Regions from separate parts of the Homo sapiens genome. Here region 1 is linked to region 2. A link is an interaction called in ENCODE POLR2A ChIA-PET data of the cell type or tissue named here. Cell type or tissue: PC-3. All regions are shown on one strand. Each heading gives the region's core, and the rest is flanking DNA. Links, peaks and the distances in the headings are about the cores only. Region 1 overlaps SLC39A11 (solute carrier family 39 member 11). Region 2 has its middle 27 kb from the start of SLC39A11.

What was found. ChIA-PET counts read pairs that join two places held together with the same protein. Peaks named below come from ENCODE experiments on the same cell type or tissue, not always from the same donor. Only the 100,000 strongest peaks of a DNase experiment are listed, where the experiment ranks them.
Region 1: POLR2A ChIA-PET joins it to region 2 with 8 read pairs; 4 of 35 experiments call an interaction of 5 or more read pairs at or near these places.

The regions. Positions count from the first base shown.
Region 1 is chr17:73,041,939-73,046,326 of GRCh38, forward strand. The region is part of intron 3 of SLC39A11 (solute carrier family 39 member 11); the gene reads right to left. Among named protein-coding and RNA genes, the nearest start is that of SLC39A11, 49 kb to the right of the region's middle. In PC-3, for the core only: no CTCF peak of the experiment used is centred there; a DNase peak (open chromatin) is centred at 1,893; H3K27ac peaks cover 899 bases.
Region 2 is chr17:73,117,238-73,121,625 of GRCh38, forward strand. No RefSeq gene overlaps it. Among named protein-coding and RNA genes, the nearest start is that of SLC39A11, 27 kb to the left of the region's middle. In PC-3, for the core only: no CTCF peak of the experiment used is centred there; no DNase peak of the experiment used is centred there.

The sequences.
Region 1 (4,388 bases), core at 213-4,212, 75 kb before region 2:
ATGCCCCAGGGATCTGTACTTTATAATGCTATTAATTTCCCTCTGGTGTCAGAGGTACCAGCATAGAATGATTTAAAAAAAAAATCAACTTAACACCTACCCCACATTAGGCAAACCTTTCCATTTCTGTGTAAGTGTTCATTTTGAAGGAATTTCAGCTCTGGCAATAGAAATGAATTTGTGAAGAGTTAAGGGATACATCAGAATATTCTGGCACGATGGGTACAGTTGAGCATTTCCTTTATTATAGTAGTGACAGTTTCAATACCAAAACAAAATCCAAGCCACAAAACAAAATTTTTCTCGTAACAAATAGGGGAAAGAAAATTATTGCACATAGCTCACTTACAATGCACTGAATGTGTCAACTCTTCACACCTCTAAAAAGGTACACAGAGGTAGGACAGGAAGACACAGTTCAAAAGAACAGCACCCAACTCAGTGCCTACTATGGAGCAGATCCTCCCTCATGTTTATTGAACCAAAGGAACATAGACTCTAACCTCAAGGAGGTTACTGTGTACTTAAGGAGGACACACAAACTTGCAATCCATGTAGGTCAAAGCAATAATCAGAAAGAGGCTGGGCATGGTAGCTCACGCCTGTAATCCCAGTACTTTGGGAAGCCAAGGCAGGCAGATCGCCTGAGGTCAGGAGTTCGAGACCAGCATGGCCAACGTGGTGAAACCCCATCTCTACTAAAAATACAAAAATCAGCCGAGCATGTTGGCGGGCACCTGTAATCTCAGCTACTTGGGAGGCTGAGGCAGTAAGAATTGCTTGAACCTGGGAGGCGGAGGTTGCAGTGAGCCGAGAACACGCCATTGCACTGCAGCCTGGGCAACAAGAGTGAAACTCCGTCTCAAAATGAATAATAATAATAAGAAGAAGAATTACCCAGAAAGTACAGAAGCCAAGAGTTGTCTCCAAGTTGTTCTCCAAATCAGATATAAAATTAACAGTTAAAAGTCAATCAGCAATTCCTAAGCAGAGACTGTTACACGGCCAACACTCTGCCAGACCCCAGGGGGTTGCAAGAGAGGAAGAAAGAGCTAGTGTGGATCTGGGCGCTGCCTCCAGGAGCTGGCTCTGGACTATAATAAGAGAGGCTACAGAAGACATATGATAGGATAAATTAAGAAAGTCTGCAGTCATGCCAAGAAAGGGGATACCAATATTGTTTCAAAATTTAAAAAGCAGAACATCAAAGAACAGGGAGGGGCTCTGGAAGGCTGGACACAATTTGGAAAGGAAATGAGGTTAGGAACTTTCTAGCTGGGAAGCGCAGAGTGGGCAGAGTCTGGAGGCAAGTACACAGAGGCTTATGTTGTGGAGTCCACAAGGCGAAAGAAGGCAGGGAGGAGTTTACAACCAGACATTTGGGTATAATGATGAAACCAGGCAGAATGGTTTGGACTTCACACAATGGGTGGCTTGTTTCCAACTCTGGTTGTACTATAAAATCAACCTGGAGTTTTCAAGCTACAGATGTCAGCTCCCCTCCACAACCTACAGAAACAGATTTGCCAGGGCAGGGGTATGGACACTGTGTTTTAAAGCCTCACACGTGATGCTGCAGCAGCTTAGCCAGCATGGAGCAGGTCAGCATTAAGTACCCACTGTCTTCGGCAGGGTAACGGAGGCATTTTGGAAGGGTAACTTGGCATCAGCAAGCAGAATTGATTTAAGTGGGGAGATGGGACACCAACATCCAGCTGTTGGGCTCTGGACATAATCCAGATGTGACACAGGGCAGGAGACCAGAGAGCAGACAGAGAAACTTGGAAGAAGGAAGGAATCTGCAGGTAACCCTCCAGAATGAGGCTGCCCATGTCTGTTCAATATCAAGTCAGTCAATCAGAAACCCATGATGAGCGGCCACATGAATTTTGCATTGAGTCAGCCTTAAATTTGGCATGTCAGTTATTAATCATGACTCAGTATGAATCAAATCCATATGGGAGCTATATCTGTACTTAATTTGCTTTTATCAAGAAGCCTTCATAATATACCAGCTTTAAATAATTTTACAGAATTAAACCCAACGGCTCAAAATTATAATCAATTACATTCAGCTTCAATTACAGTTATTAATTAACGTAGATGGGCTTGAATGACCTGACTCTTCTTAGCTACGCCTACCCAGTGATAATGATGGGCAGGAGCTTGGCTTACAATCTCCAAACTAGGAAAAAGTACTTTTGCTTAAATAAGAAAAAAAAAAAATCTACCATATGACCCAGTCATTCCTCTCCTTGTTCCCCAAGAGAAATGAAAACATACGTCCACACAAAGACTTGCACAAGAATGTTCACAGCAGCTTTATTCACAGTAGCCCCAAACTGGAAATAACCCAAATGTCCATCAACAGGAGAATGAATAAACACATTGTAGTATATTTATGAAATGAAATACTCCTTAGCAATAAAAGGGAACAAACTACTATCATGCCGACATTGGATGAATCTCAAAATCATTACACGGAGTGAAAGAAGACAAACAACAAAAACTATATGGATACTACACGATTCCTTTTAAGCACAAGGGTATGCAAAACTACTCTGTGGTTAGAAGTCATTAGTTGGTGGCTGGGAGGGAGCCTGACTTAGGGACTAGGAGCTCTTTCAGGGATGTTAGAAATGTTCTCTATCTCAGCTGGACATGGTGGCTCATGCCTGTAATTCCAGCAATTTGGGAGGCCGAGGCAGGTGGATCACTTGAGGCCAGGAGTTCAAGACCAGCCTGGCCAATGTGGTAAAACCTCACCTCTACAAAAAATACAAAAATTAGCTGGGGATGGTGGTGGGTACCTGTAATCCCAGCTACTCAGGAGGAGGCTGAGGCAGGAGAATCACTTGAACCTGGGAGGTGGAGGTTGCAGTGAGCCAAAATCACGCCACTGCACTCCAGCCTGGGTGATAGAGCAAGACTCTGTCTCAGAAAAAAAAAAAAAAAAAAGAAAAGAAATGTTCTCTCATTTTGGGTGGTGGTTATACAGATACACACCACTGACCAAACTCACTGGGCTGACACTTTAAGATCTGGGCATATTGTATATGTATTAGATCTGGTTTTTAAGTCTCAAAAAGGCTACCTGCTCCCCCAATTCTGATGAGCCACATTTGCTACACAGACAGCATGTTGGGTATCCAGGTTCTGGGGTCTATCCTAAAATGGCCTCTCTGGGGTAGCCTTGGGTACAGTCACTAAGTACCTGACAAGGCCCAGGCCCATTCTCAAACTCTAAGTACCAGCAGTGTTAAACCAGCATGGAAGTCATACCCAAAGGGACCTCCCAGCATCCATTCTCAGTGACTGTAGGTCCCCCAGGTGAAGTCCTAGACAGTAATAAGTTCCATACAGCAAGGCAACCATCCAAGACATACCTGGGTTTCAAATTTATTGACCAGTCACCTAATTCTACCTCCAGTGCCATGAAAACAGAGTTAAAAAAAAAAAAAAAAAAAAAAAAAAGCCTCCATGCCCAGTCCTGCTCCAAAACTAAGCTCCTATATTTCTTTTTTTTCCAAGTGCAACTCAGCTCAGCCAACATTTACTAAGCAACTACCATGAGTGAGATGCCCAGCTGGACTGGAGCTCCCATTGGCAATGATCTCAGCTACACCTAATGTAAGACTGCTGTGCTCCAGTCTAATAACGCTTAGGCTTTTTTGTTTGAGTTCAATGTTCCTCTTCTACAAACCCATTACTCTGAATAATAGAAATGGCAAGTATACTCATTACTTTGGTCCTTTCAAGGCAGATCCAGACCAGCCAGATGAGAAAGACTCCCAGAAACCTTCAGTTTGCCAAAATTGTTAACTCCATGCAGACTTAAAAAACAACAGCAACAACAAAAAAACACAGAGTGATGTGGGGCATCCTTATTAAACCTTTTCACCAGCTGGTCATCAAGAGAGTGAGAACATGTTGCCCCAAGCTGCCTCCCGTGGCACTCAGCCACCAACCCATCAGCACTCTCTCAGCTCAGGTCTGTTGATGGGCATCGCACCAGCTGCTCAAGCCTCCCCAACCCCAGCATCACCACTCACTCACACTGATCCAATCTGTTCCAGATCTAGCTGCTAAGAAAGCAGCCCCTCCTATGTTTGAAGGAGAAGAGAAGACTCGGCAGTCTGGCTCCACTGATACAAAACGCAAAGATCTATAAGAGAGGAGTTTCTCCCCCTTCACTCATCTCCCTCAAGATGGAGATGACAAACCACCCACCTGCTAGCTTCATGCCTCTTTTCTTGGCTCAAACGAGCCATGAGGCTTGGAGGCAGATCTTCAAGGTCAAGGGAAAAGAAAGATGCTCCTCCTTGTTCTAAATAGTATTACATTTCATTCCACCACTCGTGAAAATACAGGTTCTGAAAGTGTATTCT
Region 2 (4,388 bases), core at 196-4,195:
GTTCTGGTTTACTCAGGACTGAGGGGTTTCCAGGGATGTGGGACTTTTGGTGTTAACTGGAACAGTCCTGGGCAAACAAAAATGAGGTGGTCACTCTACACCACATTGCACACGAAAGAAAGCCAAAGCTCAGGTTACTACCTTGCTACTCAATGTGTAGTCCCTGGGCTTGCAAGGTAGGCACCACGAAGGAGCCTGTTAAAGATGCAAAATCTAGCAGGGTGTAATGGCTCATGCTTATAATCCCAGCACTTTCGGAGGCTGAGGTAAAAGGATTGCTTGAGCCTGGGAGGCGGAGGTTTCAGTGAGCTATGATCACGTCACTGCACTCTAGCCTGGGCAACAGAGCAAGACCCTGTCTCAAAAAAAAAAAAAAAAAAAAAAAAAAGATGCAGAATCTCGGCTAGGTGTAGTGGCTTGCGCGTATAATCCCAGTGCTTTGGGAGGCTGAGGTGGGTTGATCACTTGAGATCAGGAGTTCGAGACTGGTCTGGCCAACATGGTGAAACCTCATCTCTACTAAAACTACAAAAATTAACCAGGTGTGGTGGCAGGAGCCTGTAACCCCAGCTACTCAGGAGGCTGAGGCAGGAGAATTGCTTAAACCTAGGGGGCAGAGGTTGCAGTGAGCCAAAATTGCACCACTGCACTCCAGTCTGGGCAGCAGAGTGAGACTCTGTCTCAAAAAAAAAAAAAAGATGTAGAATCTCAAATCTCAAGCCCCACCTTGATCTGATGAATGAGAACCCACATTTCAACCTGATTCCTGGGGACCTGTGCCCATCGGGTGTGAGGAACATAGGGTTATTAGATAAAATTTGTTCCTTCAGCATCCATGAGTCTGTGCATGTGCTATTTTATTTTGACTGTTTCAATATCAGAAGAAACCATCCAAAATTGGTGCCAAGTGAATTATAGCTTTTTATGACCATTTACAACACCACACTGCAAGAAGGCTAAAGAGTGATTTTGTTTCCTCTCTTCATTCTCTTCTCCAGATTTCAAGAAACAGAATGCAGCAGTCCAGAACATTTTGACTCTAGTGGTTGCTTTGCCAGGATTTCTCAACCTGAGCGCCACTGGCATTCTGCGCGGCACATTCCTTGCTGTGGGGCTGTCCTGTGCATGGTAGGATGTTTGGCAGCATCCCTGGCCTCTGCCTACTAGATGCACCTGTTATTGCACCTCCTCCCAGTTGTGACAGCCAAAAATGTCTCCAGACATTGCCCGATGTCTCCTAAGGGGCCAAACAGCCCCCAGTCAAGAACCACTGGCTTAGACAAAGAAGACATGCTCATGGAAATAAGAGCCAAAAGCAGACATGAGGGAGCTTGTGCTTGCCAGGAGTTTGTTAAAGTCTTGAAAACTATGTTCGGCATGGCACGGTGGCTCACGTCTGTAATCCTAGCACTTTGGGAGGCCAAAGAGGGAGGATCGCTTGAGCCCAGGAGTTTGAAACCAGTCTGGGCAACATAGGGAAACCCTGTCTCTACATAAAATTAGAAAATTAGCCGGGCGTGGTGGCACACACGTGTGGTCCCAGCTACTCAACAGGCTGTGGCAGGAGAATCGCTTGATCCCTGGAGGTGGAGGCTGCAGTGAGCTGAGGTCACACCACTGCACTCCAGCTTGGGTGACAGAGCGAGGCCCTGTCCAAAAAAAAGAAAAAAAAAAAAAACCCTGAAAACAAGGCCACACTGATACCCAACAGGCTTCTGGAGAGAACCAGCTGGGTGACCTGCAGGCCCACCCCATGTCGAAGGGGAAGCTGTCTGCCAGTGACACTAATGAAGACAAGCAGTCCCCAGTTGCCAGGGCTCAAGCCGTCTGCCCCACCACTTACAGCTGCTCTTTGTTATTTCAGCCACAGAGTGCAAGAAAGACCTTTTGCCGTTTTATTAGTGTGCCATGCTGAACGATATTAGAGGTTTCCTAGCAGCATTGTTAAAAAAAAAAAAAAAAAAAAAAGACTGAGTAGTTGACGTTAGAATCACCAGAGTGAACCATCTGGCTCAGTCCCCCACCATCATCACATGAGGCAGAAGGCCATACCAGATGGGGCACTTGCAGAGCTGGTCCCTGCTGTGAGCAGGTGCTGTTTAGTGTCTGGGTAGCCCCAGGAGGCTTATGGACTGAGAAACCATTCCCATCTCTGCCTCCGGGCTGGCCTGGGCCACACCCTTCCTCAAGGCATGTAAAGGAGGTTAACTACTCCATTTGTCAATTTTAAGATGCACTTTCTCCTCCCTGCTCCCACCCCCAGTTCAGCATCTTGGAAATCTGGATTCATCTTACAGCAATAGGACAATGGCCATCAGACAGGTATAAGGTGGGATGCAGCCATCAGGGCCTGACGACGCGCCAATGTCAAAAGCACCTGCAAAAAACTCTCAGGATAGTCCAGAAGGTTTGGAGGGAAATCCAAGAGGAGTGCCCTTTTGGCCCATAAAAGACTGATGGTCATAGAGAACGGGCAAGGAGGCAGGGAATTGGATGTCTTCAGAAACATTCCTGAAGGCGCAGAGTGGGCCAACCCTACTCTGCATGAGTACTACTCAGAGAGTGGTGCCTGGACCAGCAACATCAGCATCACCTGGCAGCTGGCAGGAAATAAATGCACATTCTCGAGCTCCATGCCAGACCTACTGAGTCAGAATCTCTGGGAGTGGGCCCAGCGCCGTGGCTCACGCCTGTAATCCCAGCAGTTTGTGAGGCCAAGGCGGGCGGATCACTTGAGGTCGGGAGTTTGAGACCAGCCTGGCCAAAATGGTGAAACCTCGCCTCTACAAAAATACAAAAATTAGCCAGGTATGATGGCGGGTGCCTGTTATCCCAGCTATTCAGGAGGCTGAGGTGGGAGAATTGCTTGAACCCGGGAGGCAGAGGTTGCACTGAGCCAAGGTCGCACCACTGCACTCCAGCCTGGGCAACAGAGAAAGACTCTGTCTGAGAAAGAGACAAAGAGAGACAGAGAAAGAGACAGAGAAAGAGAGAGAAAGAGACAGAAAGAGAGAGAAAGAGACAAAGAGAGAGAGGAAGAGACAGAGAGAGAGAAAGAGACAAACAGAGAGAAAGAGACAAAGAGAGAGAGAGAGAGAAGAGAAAGAGAAAGAGAGAAAGAAAAAGAAAAGAGAAAGAAAGAAAAGAGAAAGAAAGAAAGAAAGAGAGAGAAAGAGAGAGAGAGAAAGAAAGAAAGAAAGAAAGAAAGAAAGAAAGAAAGAAAGAAAGAAAGAGAAAGAAAGAAAGAGAAAGAAAGAAAGAAAATAAATTTCTGGAACTGGTCCAGCAATCTGTGTCTCAGGCCCTCCAGGATGTTCCGATGTAGGCTCGAGATGAGAAGTGCTGCTCTACATATTTGACTTAAATCAACGAACTTGGCTTAAATCGATATTAGCAACAATTATTAGCAACAATGGCCTTTAGTTCTTTTAAGGAATCTTTTAAGAAATGTTACATCATGGATACTGTAGACAAAGACGATAATATATGAAAAAATACTATCTCAAGTACTCTGACTTGAAAAGTGATAGAGAAGCATCAGACTCAAATATGAGAAAGTTTGAGGAAGCGATTCCTCTTCTAAATATTATATTTCCTTTATATGCATGCAAAATGTATATTTATATGTATGCATAGATGTATAGTTTTCTTCATGAGTATGCACAGCACATAATAAAACTAAGTCTAAAAATTTCTTTTTTTTTTTTTTTGAGACAGTGTCTCGCTCTGTTACCCAGGCTGGAGTGCGGCAGCATGATCTCAGCTCACTGCAACCTCTGCCTCCTGGGTTCAAGTGATTCTCCTGCCTCAGCCCCCTGAGTAGCTGGGATTACAGGCACCCAGCACCATGCCTGGCTAGTTTTTGTACAGATGGGGTTTCATCACGTTAGCCAGGCTTGTCTCAAACTCCTGACCTCCAGTGATCCGCCTGCCTCGGCCTCCCAAACTGCTGGGATTACAGGTGTGAGCCACTACATCTGACCATAAAAGAGCTCTTTTAATAAGTAAAAATTAAATATTCTAAGTATAAGCAAGTATTCGAGTTTTGAACTATACACTTTTTCTTTCTTGACGGTTCACAAAATACTGCATCCTTGGGTTGGCAGAGTCTTAGGTTCCATAAAATGTGGAATTCTACTGTGTAACTTTGCCTCACCTAACCTAACTCTTTTGTGATACAGTTTAAACCTTCTCAACAAGGCCACATTGCAGCTATCTACATGATAGTGTGTTCCGTACTCAAAGATCATTAATCGGCCTTTTCTCAGATTTATTTTCCCCCACTTGGCTCTTCCTCTGACCCTACGGTAGGTAGTCCCATTTCCTAATGCTCTCATCACGGTGGCTTCTTTCTGCATTCTCTCCAACTAATCGATGCTCCTCTCCAA